Regions from separate parts of the Homo sapiens genome. Here region 1 is linked to region 2. A link is a contact called in ENCODE Hi-C or POLR2A ChIA-PET data. All regions are on one chromosome and are shown on one strand. Each heading gives the region's core, a stretch centred on a gene start or an enhancer-like site at or near the end of the contact. The rest is flanking DNA. Distances are from core to core; before and after follow the strand shown. Region 1 has its middle 150 kb from the start of RDUR. Region 2 holds the start of RPL24 (ribosomal protein L24).

The links. A loop is a pair of places that touch in the nucleus more often than their neighbours do. ChIA-PET counts read pairs that join two places held with the same protein, here RNA polymerase II (POLR2A). Pooled maps may share reads with other maps.
Region 1: a loop to region 2 is called in a pooled map, with 3 times the contacts of the local background. The contact joins the enhancer-like site here to the promoter of RPL24 in region 2. A Hi-C loop is called at or near these places in 1 of 168 maps with a recorded cell type or tissue (naive thymus-derived CD4-positive, alpha-beta T cell) and 6 of 50 pooled maps. POLR2A ChIA-PET finds 5 or more read pairs at or near these places in 4 of 52 experiments (OCI-LY7, PC-9, activated CD4-positive, alpha-beta T cell and 1 more).

What each region holds. Positions count from the first base shown.
Region 1 is chr3:102,087,930-102,091,613 of GRCh38, forward strand. No RefSeq gene overlaps it. Among named protein-coding and RNA genes, the nearest start is that of RDUR, 150 kb to the left of the region's middle. Within about 2 kb of position 2,127, at least 5 of the 41 ENCODE cell types and tissues checked have a DNase peak (open chromatin) inside an H3K27ac peak, as active enhancers do.
Region 2 is chr3:101,685,159-101,688,867 of GRCh38, forward strand. RPL24 (ribosomal protein L24) reads right to left here and starts at 1,560. Exons shown (of 6, transcript NM_000986.4): 1 at 1,514-1,560; 2 at 1,324-1,399; 3 at 660-770. The coding sequence starts at 1,518. LOC124906262 (endogenous retrovirus group K member 5 Gag polyprotein) reads left to right here. Exons shown (of 3, transcript XM_047449415.1): 2 at 1-2,231. The coding sequence starts at 2,221. RefSeq lists enhancers at 957-1,146, 1,137-2,336, 1,307-1,796, 1,807-1,856, 2,767-3,320 and 1 more.

The DNA of each region.
Region 1 (3,684 bases), core at 877-3,376, 400 kb after region 2:
TTTTGCCATGTTGGCCAGGCTGGTCTTGAACTCCTGACTGTGGGCGATCCACCCACCTTGGTCTCCCAAAGTGCTGGGATTACAGGCATGAGCCACTGTGCCTGGCCGATTTTTACTGTTAATAAACAGAGATGCACTGAACTTCTTTTTTAAATATTATACATCAGTGCTTTTTTATTTTTAAGTATTAGATTATCAAATGAAATGTGTCATCAGATTACATTTCAAAAAGGCTATAGCAAATCACAGGCCAAGTGACAGTATGCAGGAATCCTTTTTATATACACACTACCCATCAAAGATTACTGTACAATTTTTGCCACTCTGATTTGAAAGTAGTGGTATGTCATATTGCTATATTTTCCTGTCAGATGTGATGCAAGGGGCATCTTTTCATGTTTTTGAAAATTTATTTATGTCAGCTCATGCAAAAAACCATCTGAGATTGATTAAAGACATAAATGAAAAAACATAGTGAAAATATTCAAAGAAATTTCAGAGAAAGTTTGTTTCACCATGTGTGAGGAAGACATTCTTAACTATAAATAAAGATGGATAAACTTGACTAGATTAAAATTTTGCTTTTTTTTTAAGTTCTGATTGAGCAAATGATACCATAAGCAAAGTTAAGACAAATGATGGACTGGCAAAAATATCTACAAAACATAAAATAGACATGATGAATTGATATAAAAATCAAGCTATCTTATAGAAAAGCAGGCAAAGGCCAAAAACAGAAGAAAATGTGTGGCATCTTCCTTCCTATTAGCAGTATAATTCTCCAGGTTATTTTTAGATGTACACACAAACAGAGGCCTGTAAGCTCAGGACCAATCTTTTCAAGAGAATTCGTTCAGACAGAGCTTACTTTGACTTGGGGACTACAGGTCAGCTGCTCTGGAATTCAGAGGCCACATCTCTGTAACACAATGGAAGTTACAAATAGTCTAATACATTTTGTCTACCTAGACCCAAGAATAATGTCCTTGTATTATGTGGGCTGGCATTCATACACCTAACTTCTCTTGGCCTGCATCATTTATCTGATTCTTCCCAATATATTGGATTAGGCAATTTCTAAACTTTATAAACCCTTTTATTGTGTGTGTAGTTCACCCCATCATATCAGCCACCAGGTAGAACCCCCAAGGTATCACAAGTCTGTGCAATTTATTTTGATATCTTAAAAGCATTAAAAAAATCTCATCTCACACAGAACATAAAACAGATATATTGCAATGCAGTGATGCCAGATGGGTTAACATTTATATTTCTTTTCTACTCAATGCTCCATGGTGAAAATAATAGTATTTCTTTATCCTTGTTTGTACTGTCTGAATGCCATAAATTACGGCTCTGCTCCAAAGCTGGTGCTTTATAAAGCCATAATCTGTTCACACACAAATAAAATGTCTTTCTGTATTTGGCCTTTGGACATAACTTCAGTGGGGGGAGAATTTATGAGCTATCAGATCCATGAGCTGCATCAGGTGTGCCAGAAGTTATGTTGATATGGCACATGAACTTAGATTCAAATCTAAGTTTAAGGTTTTAATGGGCCAGTTAAGTACAAACACTGGGGCCTGGTTTTCCTTCCCCATTGAACGAACCACTTTTTGCATAGGAATCTATTTATTTTAAATGTAAGTATAGAGAGGGAATAGCCTCAGAGGCAAGTGCTCACTGGGAGAGGAGAGAGGGGATCGATTCTTCTTTTGTAGTTGCTGCCGTTAAACTCCAGATGAAAAGATGCCTAGTGACATGAAGCTGTGAAAATGCCTTCAGACAATGTTTTAGAGCCTGAGATAAACAGTAATGGGACACAGCTAATTAGCTATTAAAACAATTGAATGGATTTCATTGAATTTTTACCAAATGGCAGAAACTGTTAGCTCTGAAGATTTTTTTCAGTAGCATAGGTTCAAACTTAAATGCATTAAAAACAGGTAATGCAGATTTAAAAAGACAAGTGATGCTCTCTTTACAGGATGTACTTTATGTTCAGGTCATGAGATTATATGAATTGTCCGTGGATAGTCTCATAACCCATAGTTTACAAGAATTTAGTGTATTGTGTAGTTAACGGCTGACTGCCTGTGCGGTCCAGTATTTTTATGGTCCTGAGAAAAGCATAGGTTTCTCTGTGAAGCAGTTGTGGAAAGGTTGTAAAGTGACCTCAACTGACTGCTGAGTCGTCTATTGACGTCAAGAACATTTTATAGTCTGGTGTTTGGTGTATTTTTAGACTCTAAAATCATGGCTGATATATTTAATAGCATCAGTCTTTGACTCATGGATTTATTGTTTAACTCTTACCATTTGCTTTTAACAGAGAAATAGCTATAGAATGACAAAACTCTTCCACTTTTTCAAGTGCATTTTTACCCATACAAGAGGCCATTAAGCATTCTGTTCACATGCTGTGAAAGTAAGGGGCTTTAGTACTTAATTTGGAGAGGAAATGTGATTGAGGACAAAGCGCAGGACCTGGACTCTTACTGTGCACGTGCAATTTGTTAGCTGTGTAACACTGAGGAAGAGACTTAGGATCTCTAGGCATCAATTTTCTCCTCTGTGAAATGGAGATAGTAATATCTGCATCATTTGGAATGCTATCTGTGTTAAGAAGCCTAGTCTCAGAAAACCCAGTTTCAAATGGGCTTAAGCAACGGGTAAGTTTATTATCTCATGTAATTAATTGGAAACCCAGAAATAGCGTGGGTTTCTGGTGCAGAACAATCAGTGGCTCAAATGTCATTGGTGACACAGGATATTTCCACGTCTTCCTTTGCCAGATATAGATGTCATCTCCAGCTGCTTCCCTTTGTAATTATAAGGTGGTTGCCAGTGACAATAGAGATGAATGCTTTCTAGTTCTGTCTAGCTGAAGACAGAAAGAAATTTCCAACCTTCCAGTCTGGAATATAAATCCTTCGCTTCATTGATTGGGTTAACTTAGGTCCTGTATTAACTCTTCATCCTACCCCAGACACAATCAGAGGAATTCATTGCTCCTATTGACTCATCATCTGAGAATGGAACACAGAAGTTCACAGTGTCCGTGGTGCTTTCCATAGCACTTTACAGAGTAGTTGTGAGGGCTAATTTAGACGCACAACATGTGGTACATACAGGGTATTCCGTTAATGGTAATTACTACCAATTCTATTATTATTACCACTCGGTGAGTGTTGGCTCACTCACTGGTGCATTGGGCTCCATAGTTTACCCTGTTTGACCTGAATATGGTGGTAAAGGCGACAAGCTCACAAATTTGCCTCCTATTTGAGTCACTGAATTTTGTACAGAGGAAACAATCTTTAAAAAGCCTATTTATGTCTTAGCTACAGTGCTAAGCCCCATAAGACGTCTTACACATTTTGCCCCTGTTTACAAGGAAACCCAAGCAAGAGGCCATGAACAAGTCAGGACAAACCCATCATCACTGTGGAAAAAAATTTAGGTAATTAATTTTTAAAAACTTTATAAGAAATACCACCAATTAAAGGACATAACTTTTAAAAAGTGAATTCTTAACTGATGTAAATGGGTAAATAAGTCAGTTTTGCATTTTAAGAACACATACTCCGGTGCCAACTAAGTAATGCTTCCTCCACGTGGAAGTACTACTAAACCATGTGCTTAGATTAGACTTAATGTTAAAAAGTTTTTTTTTTCCCCTCA
Region 2 (3,709 bases), core at 310-2,809:
AACACCTGTAATTCCTGTTTTTTTTTTTCCTGAATAGTCACCCTAATAGGTGTGTCATATCCACTTTTAAGTTTCTCCTTCCTCTGAACTTTCAACATATTTTATGTCTGATGGCATTTATTTCTCACAATACCTAGAAAAGTCCTTCATCCAGAAGGTGTTCAGTAAGTATTCCCAAGCCTCCTGAATACTAGTCCTACCATGGCACTCAAACTTTTTCTCATGTATAACCCAGCTAAAAGGACACTTAACAAGGACCAGAAAAACCACTGTTTTTCTAGTGAATGAACTAGTGTATGGTGGACTGGTTCATGGTCCACTGGCTATGTTAGGACTAATCCTGTAAATATTGCAATCAAAACCAAATTATGGTAACTTCTCAATTTCCTCCCACTGGAAAACTAAGCCCTTCCACCCTGCCCTATAACGCAAAGGTGCTTAACGTAATTTATCTGACTTTAAAATTTCAACTCGGTATTGCTACTAGCCTAAAATATATAGAGACAGTTTATAATATCTTTTTCATTTTGCTGACGCTTTACAGTTTAAGAGCTCTTTCGCATACAGTCTGATTTAATTTTACAGAGCAGAAAACCAACGTTCAGAGAGCTTTGACAACTTAAGAGATAGCCCCCAACATCAAGGCGTATTCCACTTACCGACTGTCCCTTTTTGTGCTTCCTTCTGTAGAGGACAGTCCAGTTTATCTGCCGAGGATTCCTCTTGGAAAGGAAAGCCGACTCGCATTTCGCATTAAGAAACTGGAAAACCTAGAGTGACAAATGCAAAGGAATTACTATTTAACTATACAAAGTACAAGAGGCTGAGTAAGCTTGGAATCCTTAGAAGATCAATATGCTAGTTCTGGCTTATCATTTTACAAAACTGAGGCCCACAAGGACCAAAAGGCTGTCACATAACTGGCAGGTAACTGTGTCACACTATGAAGGTCCTTGCGTTTAGTCTTTTCTCGAGAGCAGGAAATCTAGGCTCATAGCAAAGGACAGGGTGGTGCGTCCTTCTGGGAAGCATTCTGCTCTTGTCCGTCCCAGGATTCCAAAGGGTACCTCCGTACCTCAGTTATTTCCCTTACACCGGGACATCAGTTACATAAACCCCTCCTGATGTCCGACCTGGCTCACAATAAATAATCAACACTGGTTCACTTAGAGGTTTCTGGTCCTAACGACCAGTCCACAGAGCGTCCACGAAGACTTCCAGAGGCCAGTGGTGATGTGGGGAATAAACCCGCCTAAACCGAATTAAACCAGCCTTTCCTCCTCGGAGTACAAGAAGGTAGGTGAAGCCGACGCGGCTTTTTACCTTCCCGTCGGTCCTGGCGTAGCGCCTCCCGTGTCCGGGGTAGATCTTGTACCCGCTAAAACTGCACAGCTCGACCCTGCAACAAAAAGTGAAAGTCCATCAGGGAGGGTGTCTACAGCCATGCCAGGGACGACAGAGAGGAGTTCTGCCCGAGGATGTAAGCGGATTGGGAACCACGGGTCGTGCTTACTTCATGGCGACAGCTCCACGGAAAGACAAAAGATGGCGAAAAGAAAGAGAGAATCATGGGAAGAGACCTTATAAGGTCGCTGCGGGGATGGGGGCCGGAAATCTCCTCCCCAATATCCTTCGATGCTCCTGGCCCTCCTTGATGACGTAATCATCGCGAGGCGAAAGATCTCGTTTTCCCTGACAGCTGACTTCCTCTGGCGCAATTCATCCAGAGGCGCTGGAGGGTTCTCGGGCCCAGAGGGCCTGCCAAAAAGGCAGTCAGACAGTTGGTTTATGAGTCATTCTGTCTCTGTCTCTCCTCTCTTTTTTTTTTTTGAGACGGAGTTTCGCTCTTGTTGCCCAGGCTGGAGTGCAGTGGCGCAATCTCGGCTCACCGTAACCTCCGCCTCCCAGGTTCAAGCGATTCTCCTGCCTCAGCCTCCCTAGTAGCTGGGATTACAGGCATGTGCCACCACGTCCGGCTAATTTTGTATTTTTCGTAGAGACGGGGTTTCTCCATGTTGGTCAGGCTGGTCTCGAACTCCTGACCTCAGGTGGTCCGCCCTCCTCGGCCTCCCAAAGTGTTGGGATTATAGGCGGGAGCCACTGCGCCCGGCCCATTCTGCCTCTCTTACTGCCAAGTATCCTAGAGCCATCTTCCGGCTGCAGGGAATGTGAACTGAAGAGAAAGGTGTCCTCTCTTCTCATAAAGAGACCCAAAGACGAATGCCCCGCAGGTAAAACCAGTCACATTTTGCCTTCCCTGTTGGCCCATTTCCTCAACCAAACAAATTAATAGTTTCACCATTTATAAGAAAGTAATGACAACCGAACCGTTTCTCAGGCTGTGCGAATCGAACAGTGCGCGTTGGCGCTTTGCATTAATTATAATTAACATTCTTTGAGCGCTTTCTCTGTGCCGGGAATTATGCCAAAGGCTTTTTAAACATGAGCTCATTCAGTTTCCAAAATTCCTATTAAGTACCTGCCTAAGAACTACAATTCGGAGTTGCTGCCTAGTGAAGTTGAGGGGGTCGGTGGAGCCCCGCTGGGAGGCCAAGGGCTCAATCTGTTGAGCCCTTCTATGATGCTACATATTTCATCGTATGACAAGGAGTGGCCAGAGGCAATTCTTGAATTCTGTGGGAGGTTGCAGTATATGACTAGGAAACAAATGTAATGACTGAGTTCTGCTTTCTATGTATGCAACTCACCCTAAAAACGTTTTGTAAGGTAGCTGGTTGAAGATATTTGGAATGTCTAACAAGTTGGCTGACTAATGTCATGAAAACTGTACAATTGTGTTGGAGCCAGTCTTTTTTTTTTTTTTTTTTCCTTGAGACGGAGTTTCGCTCTTTCATTCAGGCTGGAGTGAAGTGGCGCGGTCTCGGCTCACTGCAACCTCCGCCCTCTGGGTTCAAACGATTGATTCTCCTGCCTCAGCCTCCCGAGTAGCTGGGATTACAGGCGCCTGCCACCACGCTCGGCTAATTTTTGTATTTTTAGTAGAGATGGGGTTTCACCATGTTGTCCAGGCTGGTCCCAAACTCTTGACCTCAGGTGATCCACTCGTTCTCCCAAAGTGCTAGGATTACAGGCGTGAGCCACCGCGCCGGGCCTGGAACCAGTCTTAAGAATGATGTTAGGTGGCCAGTCATGGCGGCTCATGCCTGTAATTACGGCACTTTGGGAGGCCGAGGTGGGCGGATCACCTGAGGTTAGGAGTTCCAGCCCAGCCTGGTCAAAATGGTGAAACCCCTTCTCTACTAAAAATACAAAAATTAGCTGGGCGTGGTGGCGCACGCCTGTAATCCCAGCTCCTCGGGAGGCTGCGGGAGGAGAATCGCTTGAACCCGGGAGGCAGAGGTTGCATTTAGCCAAGATCGCGCCACTACACTCCAGCCTGGGCAAGAAGAGCAAAACTCCATATCAAAAAAAAAAAAAAAAAGGAGGCCGGGTGCAGCGGCTCACGTCTGTAATCCCGGCACTGTGGAATGCCGAGGCGGGCGGATCACGAGGTCAGGAGTTTGAGACCAGCCTGGGTAACACGATGAAACCCCGCCTCTACAAAAAAAAAAAAAAATTAGCCTGGTGTGGTGGTGCGCGCCTGTAGTCCCACCTACTCGGGAGGCTGAGGCAGGAAAATCGCTTGAACCCGGGAAGCGGAGGTTGCAGAGAGCCAAGATCGCACCACTGCACTCCAGCCTGGGCGACA